Linked DNA regions of Mus musculus: region 2 is linked to region 1. The links are chromatin loops, found by intact Hi-C in ENCODE. Cell type or tissue: left cerebral cortex. All regions are shown on one strand. Links, peaks and the distances in the headings refer to the core of each region. The heading gives the core; the rest is flanking DNA.

What was found. Hi-C counts contacts between places; a loop is a spot of excess contacts. Peaks named below come from ENCODE experiments on the same cell type or tissue, not always from the same donor. Only the 100,000 strongest peaks of a DNase experiment are listed, where the experiment ranks them.
Region 2: it touches region 1 in a loop (13-fold over the local background); 23 of 42 quality-filtered maps call a loop at or near these places.

Annotation. Positions count from the first base shown.
Region 1 is chr3:93,818,316-93,826,042 of GRCm38, reverse strand. Tdpoz3 (TD and POZ domain containing 3) reads right to left here and starts at 23. Exons shown (of 1, transcript NM_207271.2): 1 at 1-23. The coding sequence starts at 23. In left cerebral cortex, for the core only: no CTCF peak of the experiment used is centred there; no DNase peak of the experiment used is centred there.
Region 2 is chr3:94,235,575-94,243,301 of GRCm38, reverse strand. It overlaps the pseudogene Gm4982 and the pseudogene Gm9141. Among named protein-coding and RNA genes, the nearest start is that of Spopfm2, 61 kb to the right of the region's middle. In left cerebral cortex, for the core only: no CTCF peak of the experiment used is centred there; a DNase peak (open chromatin) is centred at 4,560.

The DNA of each region.
Region 1 (7,727 bases), core at 918-5,917:
TTGAATTCCATGTCCCCTGCCATTTCTGCTGGCGATAGTTTGGAGGTTAAAGTTGGTCTGAGAAGAAGAACTAGAAGTTATTTATTCTTCCTCCTGTTGGATACAATTATAGGTATACTTTAGATTTTAGATTGAATTTCTTTTAGATTCTCTCTCTCTTTCTCTCTCTCTTTCTCTCTCTCTTTCTCTCTCTCTCTCTCTCTCTCTTTCTCTCTCTCTTTCTCTCTCTCTTTCTCTCTCTCTTTCTCTCTCTCTTTCTCTCTCTCTCTTTCTCTCTCTCTCTCTCTCTCTCTCTCTCTCTCTCTCTCTCTCTCTCTCTCTCTCTCTTCTTTTTCGGTCTGACTTTCTCCACCTCTCCTGACTTCTCACCCCTACACAACTCTCCTCCCTATGCTCTAAACAAAATCTATACTAATCCTGTCATATCTCTTCAGGGGGAAGGGATGCCTCAGCATGTACCCACCACAGTACCACTCCCTACCTCACCATACCTGGCTAAAACAAAAATATCCTGGATTTCATTTTCTAACACTGATGTTGTGACTCGGATTTGAAAAATTGCAGGTTAACATATTCATTGCCACATGAAGTTTCCATCCAACACACCACTCACTAGAACTCTCCATCCAAACACCAGCAAATGGGTAAGCTCCCTCTCCCACACTGGTCAGTGTAAATATCTCCTGGTTCCAAGGGAGGGCTGTTGAACTCCCAGCCACCCTGTAGTATCATTGTGGATGGAGACAGTCCCAGTCTTTATGATTGTCCTTTTTGCTGAGTCCTCATTTTAGGACATTTTCCCTTGAGTGAGATTTCCTCTCTCCTCTGTGTCTTTTTCTTTTCTCACTGCTGAGAAACCCCAGGCCTGGGTAAACCATTCTTCACATCTCTACCCACTCAGGTACTGGCCTGAGATCAGACCCCAATTGACTACTTGAGGTCTTGGTGATCTATCCCTCCTGTTGTTTTATTTAACTTATCCTCAGGATGCTGCCAGTCTCACCCAGAAAGGATATGCCTTTGCAGCCACTCCCAGGATCCTTACTGAGATGCCTCCCACTCTTTAAGGCTTCCGAATTCACAGGCTACATTTGGCCCCAATATCCACTAAGCAATGACTCTTCATTGCTGTTTAAGGACACTTAAATTTTTTTACAAGTCTCTCACTAGCCATCCAGATAAATGGAAAGATTTCTATGCAGGGTCCCCTCCCACCACCTCTATATCTTGCCATTTTACTTCTTTGCTCTCCCTCCTGCATACAGGCAGTGAAAAGACTGCCTGGATTTTGGTATGATAACCACTGAGGAAACAGTGTTCCCCCTTGATTCTGACATTGCCCCTGTGGCTGAGGTTAGCCTCCTCTCTCTGCTTTCTCCATTGCATGTTTACTCCCTGCCTGACCCAAAACCGCAGGGCATAAAACATGCTGTGCTAGAGCAGAGTTGCAGATAGACAGAGCACAGCTGCAGGACCTGCCTCTTACTCCCTGCACCACCCCAGGTGCTTGCTCTCTTACCCTTCCCCACTTGTGCCCTGCTCACACTAGTTCGAGTTCTGCCTATGCTTCTGTGCTCCTGGGGCCTCCTACCACCACCACTGTCAACTCTCTGGTTTCTTTCCATTCTCTTCTGTATCAGTTCTAAACCAAGTGTAACAGCTGACCTGCTCAATGAGTAGATCAGACCCACTGCTCTGGCTACAGTAACAGAGGCTGACTATGGTGAAAGCAGTGACCTCTTGTTCACCAAACAAAATTTGTCCATTTGTATGTTTGTCTTTTTAATGTTTTTATCTGCTGATAAACAATTATTTCTGCCATTCCAAGATATAACAAACATGTGACATTTCTCCAGGCAGAGCTGTAGCTTCAGCACCACCTTGGTTTGGGGCAATCTTGTGAGTGTCTGCCATTTTTTCTGTGGGCAGATAAGGTTTTTCTATGCTATTGCTTCAGTGCCATTTTAGCTAAGGGAGTTCACATGAATGACTGTATCTTCAGTGCCATCTTAGTTAATGACAGTCCCATACCCACCTACAATCTTTTTTATGGACAATTCCTGCCTCACTGCCTTCCCATCTTAGAACATAATGACTTAGGGTTTCCTATGTCTATCCTGCCTTGGTAAATAATAATTTTAATATTAATTTAAAGATCTACAACAGTAAAAAAGGTTAAAGATCACTGCCTTAAATTAAAGATCTTAACTTAGTCGGCTCTCCCCTCTCCACTCATCCATCTGACCTCTCATCTGTCATTCTCTGGCAGCCCTGACCCAGCACATTTACCTCTTCCTACCATACCTTGAGAACATCCACTCCTAACATCCACATCTCTGATTCCAAGGGGGCACCTAACTCAGAAACACTTAATAGATACTAGCTCTCAATCTTGTCAGAGATCTACTAAAATGTAACATTAAATGTTTAAGCTTACTAGAATAGAGACCCCCCAAAGCAAAACAGTTACAACCTCCCCTACCCCTATCAAGGTCTCCAAGAAGATGTAGGGACAGTGACAAGACTGCCTAGATTGTGTTATGATAACCATGAGTTATAGAGCTCCATTGCATTGAGGCTTCCTGAACTCACCCTACACTGTCAAAGTGAGGATACCCAGAGAGTTAAATCTCTCATATTGCCTAGGGCAAGGTGATTCATTTCCCCAGATCCTATTCCACAAAAAAAATGCTTATTGTTCTCTGGGCCTAATGGACACACATAATCTGCCCAAGTTGTCATGGAGAATGCAGGGACCTGATGAAACCTTCTATGGAGTGGTCTATTGACCAACCTCTGTCATTTTAATTAATGACATCTAGATTATAATTTATTTTTCCTGAATTTCTAACTACATTGACAGCTGAGCTAACTACAACTAGAAAACAGACCTCTAGTTCCTTACCCCAAGGTAATTTACCACCTTATTAGCTCATTAGTCAATTTGTTAACTACTTAAGACTACCAGATCTCTTATCAAATCAGACAGGTTTGCTTTACTCTCTGGTTTCATGATAAAGGATACAAAGTTCAGATGTAACCTTTCACAGACATAACCTTCTGTTACTTCCTTTTCTAAACTCAGTTACCAGAGACTCAATGCATCATTTTTCCTCTGCTTGTTACGCTACTGTCCTAACATTAATAAATAGAGTTCTTATAAATTAGCCTAACCCTTGTAAAACATTCCACTATATGATCCAACTTTTATAATCATAACTACAAATTTTAAGTTTCAGTTCATTTTCTTTAACCTATAGACTTAAAGTATTTCTCATGCTAAATCTATACTATCAGCTGTCATAGTTACAAATATAAATTTCCTGTGGATGTTTTTTTAACTATAGACCTAAGGTGTTTCTCATGCTAAATGATATGATCAATTATCATATTCATAAGGTCATCAAATTTTCCAGTTTCCAATAACTGTCTTTTTGAAGCATATTTCAAAAAGGCTTTTCATTATACATGTATTTTTTTCAGTCTCCTAAGCAGAAGAAAAAGCCCTTCTTGCTCCTTCTGCTCTAGGAAAGGTCTTTGTCTTTCCTAAGCTCACCTTAAAGACTGTTCATCCTGTTAACAAATTTATCTCTTTTGTAAACACATAAGCTCCAAGAAACACAATCAAATCTACCTCTCATGGACCCAACAGACTCCATTTTGATAATTACACCTGCCAATTAATAATCTACATTCCCACTTGTGACCTATTCTAGAAGATGGGATTCCTCTCCTGTTCCCTAGCATTGGAACTCCCCTCACCCCAACCACCAAGACCTAAGGGCTTCAAATGTACTCCTAAGAAAAATTCTCTCCCAAAGCACATACTTAACTTTATTCTCTACTATATATTTTTTCTTCTCTTTCTTCTTCTCTTTCTTCTTCTTCTTCTTCTTCTTCTTCTTCTTCTTCTTCTTCTTCTTCTTCTTCTTCTATTTCTACTAGTACTATTACTACTAATAACACACACACACACACACACACAATGTTTCAGCATTTTGAAACAGGAAGTCAGGTCCAGCACTTTACTCAAAATCAACATCCATGACAGCTCCAGAGAAGCAACCCACATGCTCCAATCTACTCTCACAGACACGGATGCTTCAACTGGACCTACTCCTTTTACCTACAGATGGTTCCACAAACCCCGGATAACAAGGAAACAGTCAACTCTCCTAAGACTGGACCATCATCTCTATCCACATTTTCTTTGGTTTCCCAAAGACTCATCATCCCAAAGTCAGCAGGAAGTAACTAAAGATAATGACTGACCCTATTCGTGCTCCACAATCGGCTCTGCCTAGTTTTTCCTTTTATTTTGAATTAATCCAAAATGAAAGAATGTTACCATTCTTACTAGGCTTCATCCAACAGTCACCTGGTCAGGTACACATGATTCACTATAAAACAGTTTATTTACCCCCTCCTTGCAATTTTATTCTCTCTTACTCTCCCTGACTCTGTAACCACTTTCTCCCTCTCTCCCATTCCCCCTCGCCCTCTTTCTCCACATGTTCCTGGCCTGACTCTATTCTTTTTTTTTTCAATCTCCTTTCCTCTTCCTCCCCCCCCCACTTCTTTCTCTGCCCTCTACTCTCTTCTCACCCCTTGTCAACTCCCATTCCCATGCTCTAAATAAACTCTATTCTACAGGAAACCTGTATTAAACCAATCTATACAATAATCACTCTTCTATACTGTGGCTGGTACCACAGGAGGAAGGGATGCCTCAGCATGGGCCCGCCAAAGCACTCCTCCAGCTCTTACCATATTTGGTTCTAATAAACATATCCTGGCTTTCTTTCCATAAAGTACAACAATTATTATAATGAACTTTGGATGAGTTTGGAAAATGCTATACATTCACATTTCAAATATATCGGTATTATTTGGTGTCCTGTAGAGAACATATAGAATGAATTCCACCATATCAATAGAAAGTGGATGAGCTTATAGGATGAGATCCAGTTAATCCAACAGTGGCTAAAGCCAGTACTTACTTAGTCCACAAGGTTTGAAGTCTCAGGTGTTCCTCAGTAGATGCTGGAACTCTGAAGAGATCCAATACCTGTGATGAAATGGGTTTGCTTGTAAGATGAGAGCAAGCAGGCAAAGACATAGCTTCCTTCTTCCAAGTGCTTATATAGGCTTGGGGCAGAAGGTGTGGCCCAGTTGAAGGTGTGTCTTCTAGTCTCAAGATCTGGATTAAAGATGGGTGTTTCCTGCTTCACAACTCAGATTAAAGGTGTGTGTTTCTACCTGAAGAGTCTGGTTTTTTGGTTTTTTTTTTGTTGTTGTTGTTGTTGTTTTTTTTTGTTTTTTTTTTTCGAGACAGGGTTTCTCTATAGCCCTGGCTGTCTTGGAACATACTTTGTAGACCAGGCTGGCCTTGAACACAGAAATCCACCTGCCTCTGCCTCCAGAGTGCTGGGATTAAAGGCGTGCGCCACCACGCCTGGCTAAGAGTCTGTTTTTTAATTGGATCTATCTACTTCTACTTAAGCAAAAAAAAAAAAAAAAAAAAAAAAAATATATATATATATATATATATATATATATAAAAGGCATGCCCTCAAGTTTTTTATGGTACTTAGGTCCACAGGTAGTAACACAAGAAGAATAGCCATCACCAGTTTACTTTTCTTGCTAGGGTCAGTCTTCAATAAATAAAGTAATCATAATCATGTGAATCTCTGCACAGAGATTGCTTATTTACCCTTGTGTTTGTCTTACACTGATTCCTGCCTTAAGAATGATCAGAGAAGGGGTGTTTTCCTTAACTGGTCTGAACTCTGAGTGTTCACAAACAGGACGGAATGTGGCAGAGCTCCTATATGGTCCTATATGGTGGGCAGGAAGCAGAGCCCCAAAACTATGAAGGTGCTCTTCTTCTTTCCTTTGTGTTATTCTAATCAGAACCACCAAACTTAATGATGACTCCACCCAATTTGGTTAGTGATCTTGTACTTTACCTCAGGAAATCCTCATTGGAAATCCTTTTCAAGAGCCATTTAAGGGTGTGGTTTAGGGATATTCTAAATGCTTCTCAATTCAATCACTTTAATTGGCAGGATTCACCTCCTAACTCTGCATTCTCCTCTGATAAGTTCTGTCCCTTACAGATTTGGACTGCCATGCTTTCTCTGCTAGTCCTGAAAAGGGAGAGGTTTTGCTGCTTTCCAAGGGCTGTAGCATATATTGAAGAGATATCAAAGATTTGTTATTATTGCCCTTATGTACAATGAAGTGTAAAATTCTGCCTACATCTCTCATCTCTCCAGTTTGTCATATCTTACACGTACAGTCTGGAGGACACAGAAATAACTACAGTGATTCAATTAGTTCAGATACTCCCAGCTCTCCTGTATGTCTGGCTCCAATGCTACTCATCCCTCTGGATAAATCAATTAATTTGTTTTGATTTTTGTTTCCTTCCTTGGACTTATTGCTATTATTAACATCAGTGACTCTTCATCAGGTTGTTTTATGAACTTGGTGGGAAGGACCAGAGACTCAGATCCGAGTTCTCAAACACCTAGAATCACATCTTTCACAGTTTCTAGACACTGGTATCTAAATTGAAGATGTCTTAACCAGACTTTCCTCCAGAGTTGATCTAGCAGTTGACTTTCTAACATGTTTATTGTAAAACTAACTATTATTCATCTGTATTTATTATCATCTCTGAGGCTTTCTGCCTCCACATGCCAACCTTGGCCTAGCCCTGGAAACTTTGAGTTTTCATAAAATCTATTCTACTCCTAGAATGTTTTTAGCATCTGAGAGTTATGTCTGAATAATCTCACTCCTTCCTAGTTCATTCTGAGCGCTGGTTGGTTGATTTAAGGCTCCTCTCAAGGTAACTGATTCAATCTGAGTTCTGTCAGTTTTTCCTGAACTGCTCTGCTTGGCCTCAAATTAAATTTGAAAATCAATTCTACTCTTGTGGATCTTTCTGGGTCTCTGACTCATTCTGTCTTTCTATACCTTTGTCTCTATTGTTCTCTCTTCTTTCTGTCTCTGAAAAACTCTCCTGGAAAACCTACCTCCTCTCTTTCTTTTCTCTGTATTCTGGCTTCTTGTTTTTTCGTTATTTATTTTATTACTTTGCATCCCAAATGTTGCCCTATCACAGTCCCTCCCTCAGATTTCTTTAGTCCTTCCCCATCCCCTTTGCCTCTTAGAGATTGCCCCATAGCACTTCCCCTCCTTTGGGCATTAGGCCTCTCCAAGATTAGACACTCCTTTTCCACTGAGACCAGACAAAGTAGGCCTCTACTACATTTGCACTTGGCTCCTCCATGACCTCTAGGAGCTCACAGATGGAATACATTGTGGGGTGGACCATCTCAAAGCATTGGATCTATGGTTAGATTGTCACACATTGCGTTAGCCCAGGCCTTGTGTCCTAGCTTTCCTGCCATTTTTTTTAATAGCTGAGTAACACACCATTTTGAGAATGTACCACATTGTCTTTAGTCAGGTTTCTAATTTCTGGCCATGAGGAATAAGGAAGCAATAAATATGGTTGATCAAGATCTCTGTGGTAGAGAGAACCATCCTTTGGATATATGCCCAACAGTGATATAGGTAGGTCTTGAGGTAAACTGATTCCTATCTTTCTGAGGAATTACCACAGTAATTTATGCAGTGGCTGTAAAAATCTTCATTCCCACCAGCAATGGAGAAGTGTTCCTATTATTCCACATCCTAGTCAGCATGAGCTG
Region 2 (7,727 bases), core at 1,438-6,437, 420 kb before region 1:
GGGCAAAGTTTGAATTCTGGATCAAAAATTCCCAAGGAGAGAAATACCAATATACACAGAGCTTGAATGTCCCTAGCTTTCAGAGAAAGCAAAACTGGGGATTCAGTAAGTTCATCCTTCGAGATTCCCTCCTCTCCCATCGGAATTGGCTTCTACCTAAAGACAAGCTCACCCTCTGCTGCAAGGTGAGCATAGTAGGAGCCATCTTAAACGTGCCTGGACAGAACATGATACCTGCAATCAAGGATCCAAGACACATGTTGACAGATGACCTAGGCAAGCTGTGGGAGAATCCCCTCTTCACAGACTGCTCCCTGTTGGTAGCTGGCCATGAATTCAGGGCTCACAAAGCCATCCTAGCAGCTCGCTCTCCAGTTTTCAGAGCCATGTTTGAACATCAAATGGAGGAGAGACTAGCAAACTGCTTTGAGATCCAGGAGCTGGATTTTCAAGTCTTTAAGGAGATGATGGACTTCATCTACACTGGGAAGGCTCCAACCCTCCATAGCCACTCCATGGCCTGTGATGTGCTGGCAGCTGCTGACAAGTATGGCCTTGAGGGCTTGAAGGTCATATGTGAGGATTCCCTCTGCAGGAACCTCTCTGTGGAGAATGCTGCACACACTCTCATCGTGGCTGACCTCCACAGCACAGAGCAGCTGAAGACTCGGGCTCTCTCCATTTCATTGCAGTTCATGCTTCTGAGGTCTCTAAAAGCTCCGGGTGGAAGTCAATGGTGGAGTCCCATCCCCACTTGGTGGATGAAAGATTCCACTCCCTGGCTTCTGCACAGAGTGTTTTCTTAGAATCATCATTCAAACGCCTTAAGGGATTTTAGGAGCTAGACAGATATGACCAACACCTCTCTTCCAAAATCAACAACCAGTCTCATCTATAGAACTATGTCATAACACCAGCTGTAGCCTTACTTTCTGCCTGCGTGCATCTCCTTCGAGTCCCAGAGACAATTCTTTTTTAAGATCCCACAGGCTAACTCATTGCTGTATTCTAGAGCCTAACTCCAGAACACACTCACTGATAACTCACTGTCCAATCCTGAGGGGAAGCATGGAAGATGCCTGTAGATCTTCCCTTCTCCTTCACTTCTTGTAAAACCACAACTACCAGTCTAATCCCCAACTCTATAGAATCTTTCTGGTCTGACCACTTTTCTTTTTTTTTTTGTTTGTTTGTTTGTTTTTTGTTTTTTCCCAGACAGGGTTTCTCTGTGTAGCCCTGGCTGTCCTGGAACTCCCTCTGTAGACTGGGCTGGCCTTGAACTCAGAAATCTGCCTGCCTCTGCTTCCCAAGTGCTGGGATTAAAGGCATGCACCACCACCGCCTGGCCTGACCACCTTTCACTGTGTTGCTGAATTCCAAGGAGACAATGTAAGCAGATTCTGATGGAATTTCCTCCCTCCTGTGAACCCCTCAGACTTCTAACCTATCTCCATTCCTTTTTTTTTTAAATTTTTAATTAGGTATTTTCTTCATTTACATTTCCAGTGCTATCCAAAAAGTCCCCCATACCCTCGGCCCCCACTCCCCTACCCACCCACTCCCACTTCTTGGCCCTGGCATTCCCCTGTACTGAGGCATATAAAGTTTGCACGACGAATGGGCCTCTCTTTCCACTGATGGCCTACTAGGCCATCCTCTGCTACATATGCAACTATCTTACACGCGTTTGCGACCAGCCAGGAAAGACGCAACAAACCGGAATCTTCTGCGGCAAAAGCTTTATTGCTTACATCTTCAGGAGCAAGCGCAAGAATGGCGAAACCCCGTCCCTTTTAAGGAGAATTATCCTCCTCCTAGGACGTGTCACTCCCTGATTGGCTGCAGCCCATTGGCCGAGTTGTCATCAAGGGGAAGGCAGAGCACATGGAGTGGAGAACTACCCTTGGCACATGTGCAGATTATTTGTTTACCACTTAGAACTCAGGATGTCAGCGCTATCTTGTAACGGCGAATGTGAGGGCGGCTCCCCACACAACTAGAGACACAGCTCTGGCAGGTACTAGTTAATTTATATTGTTGTTCCTCCTATAGGGTTGCAGATCCCTTTAGCTCCTTGGATACTTTCTCTAGCTCCTTCATTAGAGGCCCTGTGTTCCATCTAATAGATGATTGTGAGCATCTACTTCTGTATTTGCCAGGCATTGGTATACTCTCACAAGAGAAAGTTATGACCAGGCGTGGTGGCCCACGCCTTTAATCTCAGCACTTGGGAGGCAGAGGCAGGCAGATTTCTGAGTTTGAGGCCAGCCTTGTCTACAAAGTGAGTTCCAAGACAGCCAGGGCTATACAGAGAAACCCTGTCTTGAAAAACAAAAACAAAGAAAAAAAAAAAGAGAGAGAGCTATGTCAGGGTCCTGTCAGCAAAATCTTTCTGGTGTCTGGGTTTGGTGCTTTATATGGGATGGATCTCTGGGTGGGGCAGTCTCTGGATGGTCCTTCCATCTCAGCTCTGAACTTAGTCTCTGTAACTCCTTCCATTGATATTTTGTTCCCCATTCTAAGACGGAGCGAAGTTTCTACACTTTGGTCTTCCTTCTTCTTGAGTTTCATGTGCTTGGCAAATTGTATGTTGGATATTCTAAGTTTCTGGGCTAATATCTGATTACTAGTGAGTGCATATCATGTGTGTTCTTTTGTGATTGGGTTACCTCACTCAGGATGATATCCTCCAGATGCATACATTTGCCTAAGAATTTCATGAATTAATTGTTTTTAATTGCTGTGTAGTACCATATTGTATAAATGTACCACATTTTCTGTATCCATTCCTCTGTTGAAACACATCTTGGTTCTTTCCATCTTCTGGCTATTCTAAATAAGGCTGCTATAAACATAGTGGAGCATGTGCCCTAGTGATCCTAAAAATTCCACCAGAGAATGCCTAAACCTGATAAACAGCTTCAGTGAGGTAGCTGGATATAAAATAAACTCAAATCAGTGGCCTTTCTCTACACAAAGGATAAACAGGCTGAGAAAGAAATTAGGGAAACAACATCCTTCATAATAGTCACAAATAATACTAACTCTAAGGAAGTGAAAGATCTGTGTGATAAGAACTTTAAGTCTCTGAAGAAAGAAATCAAAGATCTCAGAAGATGGAAAGATCTCCCATGCTCATGGATTGGCAGGATCAATATAGTAAAAATGGCTATCTTGCTGAAAGCAATCTACAGATTCAATGCAATCCTCATCAAAATTTCAACTCAATTCTTCACCGAGTTAGAAAGGGCAATTTGCAAATTCATCTGGAATAACAAAAATCCTAGGATAGCAAAAACTATTCTCAACCATAAAAGAACTTCTGGTGGAATCACCCATCCCTGACCTCAAGCTGTACTACAGAGCCATTGTGATAAAAACTGCATGGTACTGGTACAGTGACAGACAGGTAGATTTGAAGACCCAGAAATGAAACCACGCACCTGTGACCACTTTAACTTTTTTACTGTTGTAGATCTTTAAATTAATATTAAAATTATTATTTACCAAGGCAGGATAGACATAGGAAACCCTAAGTCATTATGTTCTAAGATGGGAAGGCAGTGAGGCAGGAATTGTCCATAAAAAAGATTGTGGGTGGGTATGGGACTGTCATTAACTAAGATGGCCCTGAAGATACAGTCATTCATGTGACCTCCCTTAGCTAAAATGGCACTGAAGCAATAGCATAGAAAAACCTTATCTGCCCATAGAAAAAATGGCAGACACTCACAAGATTGCCCCAAACCAAGGTGGTGCTGAAGCTACAGCTCTGCCTGGAGGAATGTCACATGTTTGTTATATCTTGGAATGGCAGAAATAATTGTTTATCAGCAGATAAAAACATTAAAAAGACAAACATACAAATGGACACATTTTGTTTGATGGACAAGAGGTCACTGCTTTCTCCATAGTCAGCCTCTGTTACTGTAGCCAGAGCAGTGGGTCTGATCTACTCATTGAGCAGGTCAGCTGTTACACCTGGTTTAGAACTGATACAGAAGAGAATGGAAAGAAACCAGAGAGTTGACAGTGGTGGTGGTGGTGGGGGAGGGGGCCCAGGAGCACAGAAGCATAGGCAGAACTCAAACTGGTGTGAGCAGGGCATAAGTGGGGCAGGGTAAGAGAGCAAGCACCTGGGGTGGTGCAGGGAGTAAGAGGCAGGTCCTGCATCTGTGCTCTGTCTATCTGCAACTCTGCTCTAGCACAGCATGTTTTATGCCCTGTGGTTTTGGGTCAGGCAGGGAGTAAACATGCAATGGAGAAAGCAGAGAGAGGAGGCTAACCTCAGCCACAGGGGCAATGTCAGAATCAAGGGGGAACACTGTTTCCTCAGTGGTTATCATACCAAAATCCAGGCAGTCTTGTCACTGCCTGTATGCAGGAGGGAGAGCAAAGAAGTAAAATGGCAAGATATAGAGGTGGTGGGAGGGGACCCTGCATAGAAATCTTTCCATTTATCTGGATGGCTAGTGAGAGACTTGTAAAAAAAATTTAAGTGTCCTTAAACAGCAATGATGAGTCATTGCTTAGTGGATATTGGGGCCAAATGTAGCCTGTGAATTCGGAAGCCTTAAAGAGTGGGAGGCATCTCAGTAAGGATCCTGGGAGTGGCTGCAAAGGCATATCCTTTCTGGGTGAGAGTGGAAGCATCCTGAGGATAAGTTAACTAAAATAACAGGAGGGACAGATCACAATGATTTCAAGTAGTCAATTGGGGTCTGAGCTCAGGCCAGTACCTGAGTGGGTAGAGAGATGAAGAATGGTTTACCCAGGCCTGGGGTTTCTCAGCAGTGAGAAAAGAAAAAGACACAGAGGAGAGAGGAAATCTCACCCAAGGGAAAATGTCCTAAAATGAGGACTCAGCAAAAAGGACAATCATAAAGACCGGGACTGTCTCCATCCACAATGATACTACAGGGTGGCTGGGAGTTCAACAGCCCTCCCTTGGAACCAGGAGATATTTACACTCACCAGTGTGGGAGAGGGAGCTTACCCATTTGCTGGTGTTTGGATGGAGAGTTCTAGTGAGTGGTGTGTTGGATGGAAACTTCATGTGGCAATGAATATATTAACCTGCAATTTTTCAAATCCGAGTCACAACATCAGTGTTAGAAAATGAAATCCAGGATATTTTTGCTATAGCCAGGTATGGTGAGGTAGGGAGTGGTACTGTGGTGGATACATGCTGAGGCATCCCTTCCCCCTGAAGCAATATGACAGGATTAGTATAGATTTTGTTTAGAGCATGGGGAGGAGAGTTGTGTAGGGTGAGAAGTCAGGAGAGGCAGAGAAAGTCAGACCGAAAAAGAAGAAAGAGAGAGAGAGAGAGAGAGAGAGAGAGAGAGAGAGAGAGAGAGAGAGAGAGAGAGAGGGAATCTAAAAGAAATTCAATCTAAAATCTAAAGTATACCTATAATTGTATCCAACAGGAGGAAGAATAAATAACTTCTAGTTCTTCTTCTCAGACCAACTTTAACCTCCAAACTATCGCCAGCAGAAATGGCAGGGGACTTGGAATTCAAGAGCTGGGGCTACACACAGATCAATGTCCAGAAATTCTGCTATAATTGGACCATTAGCAACTTTTCATTTTGCATGGGGGTACATCAGAAAAGTATTACAAGCCCAGTGTTCTCATTAGAGGCCAGTAAGGAAGTGGCATGGTGTTTGAGGTTGTACCCAAATGGGGTTGATGAAGAAAGCAAAGATTACCTGTCAGTTTATCTGGAGTTGCTCAGCGCTCTGGAGAGCCCAATTCTGGCAAAGTTCGAGTTCTGGATCATAAATTCCCAAGGAGAGAAATATCAAAGTAGGAAGATCTCCAATGTCCAATGCTTTCTGCAATACGAACACAGGGGATTAAAAAAGTTTCTCCTTCGAGGTCTTCTCCTCTCCCATATGAATTGGTTTCTCCCTGAAGACCAGTTCACCATATGCTGCAAGGTGAGCATAGTTGGAACCATATTTGACATGCCTGGACAGAAGAGGATACCTGCAATCAAGGACCCAAGGCACATGTTGACAGATGATCTAGGGGAGCTATGGGAGAATTCCCTCTTCACAGATTGCTGCCTGCTGGTAGCTGGCCATGAATTCAAGGCTCACAAGGCAATCCTAGCAGCTCGCTCTCCAGTTTTCAGAGCCATGTTTGAAAATGAAATGAAGGAGAGTCTAAAGAACCCCATTGAGATCATGGACCTGGATCTTGATGTCTTTAAGGAGATGATGGGTTTCATCTACACAGGGAAGGCACCACACCTCCACAGCCACTCCATGGCCTGTGATGTGCTGCCAGCTGCTGACAAGTATGGCCTGGTGGGCCTGAAGGTCCTGTGTGAGGATGTCCTCTGCAGGAGCCTCTCTGTGAAGAATGCTGCACACACTCTCATCCTGGCTGACCTCAACAGCACAGAGAAGCTGAAGAGTCAGGCCCTGGGTTTCATTGCCATTCATGCCTGTGAGGTTTCTGAGACCTCAGAGTGGAAGTCAATGTGGAAGTCCCATCCCCACTTGGTGGCTGAAGCATTCCACTCCCTGGCTTCTGCAAAGTGTTCTTTCTTGGAGCCAAATGTGGTCTTAGAATCTAGCCAGCTATGATCTACATCTTTCTTCCAGCAGCAACAGCAACAACAACAACAACAACAAACAACAACAAACAACAGCAACAATAACAACCAGTGTTACCAATGACTTCTGGTTAGACAATCATGTTGTGGAAGAATTTACAGTGAATCTGGGGACATGCAGCATGGTAAATGAGGATTTAAATCATCTATAATATGTTAAAATAGTGGGGGCGGGTGGGAAGGGCAGCACTACAGTCTGGGATACTCTACCTGCCATCTATACTTTTGATGTTCTTGTTTGATGTCTTGCAAACTGGGATTCAATTTAGGTGCTGGCCCTAAGCATGGGCCAACTGAGCTTCTTTGAAGAAACATATCTGCATTGGACTGAGCAGAATAGATGACCGTGGTCAAAGGAAAGGAAAAATCAAACATGAGTGTTTACTCATTACGGAAGGAAAGACAGTGTAGAGTTTCTTTTTAAAGACTCAGTTTGTGGGAACTCAGCTGCAAAAGCAATTACTGCTCTCTCAGAGAACTCTGTTTAATTCCCAGCACACATGGAAGAATTTTCAACCACTTGTAACTGGTTATTCAGAGGACCTGAAGCCCTCTTCTGGTCTCCATGGCCACAAACATCTCTGTAGACAAAACCTTAACCAAATAATATTTAATATGAATAAAACTTTTGAAGTCAGTCTAGATTCCAGATCTGTTTGTTAAGATAAGTAACGTGTAGTCCAAACAGCCAAGCTTAGTGTGGATGTTTTTGCAGAACTCTTATTGTGCCACGAGTAGTAGAAACTCATTGTGTTTTTTCTTGGAATTTAATCTTGGCAAATGAGAACTCCATTATCATGCTCTTATGACAACTGAGAAGAGCAGGCCAAAGTGGAGGAAGTCTACACCTTCTGGGAGAGAAATGTTTGTGGGTCAACACATGCAAAAATCTTTCATCTGTTTTGAAAACATTTGAAGGGACTGATTCATTACGGATCTACATGTCCTAGGCTAATTGTTCTCAAATTTCTTAATGCTGGGACCTCTTAAAAGAGTTTTTTATGTTGTGGACAAACAGAACCATTAAAGTACTTCCTGGCTACTTCATAACTGTAATGTTGCTACTGTTACGAATCATACTGTAAATACCTGATATAC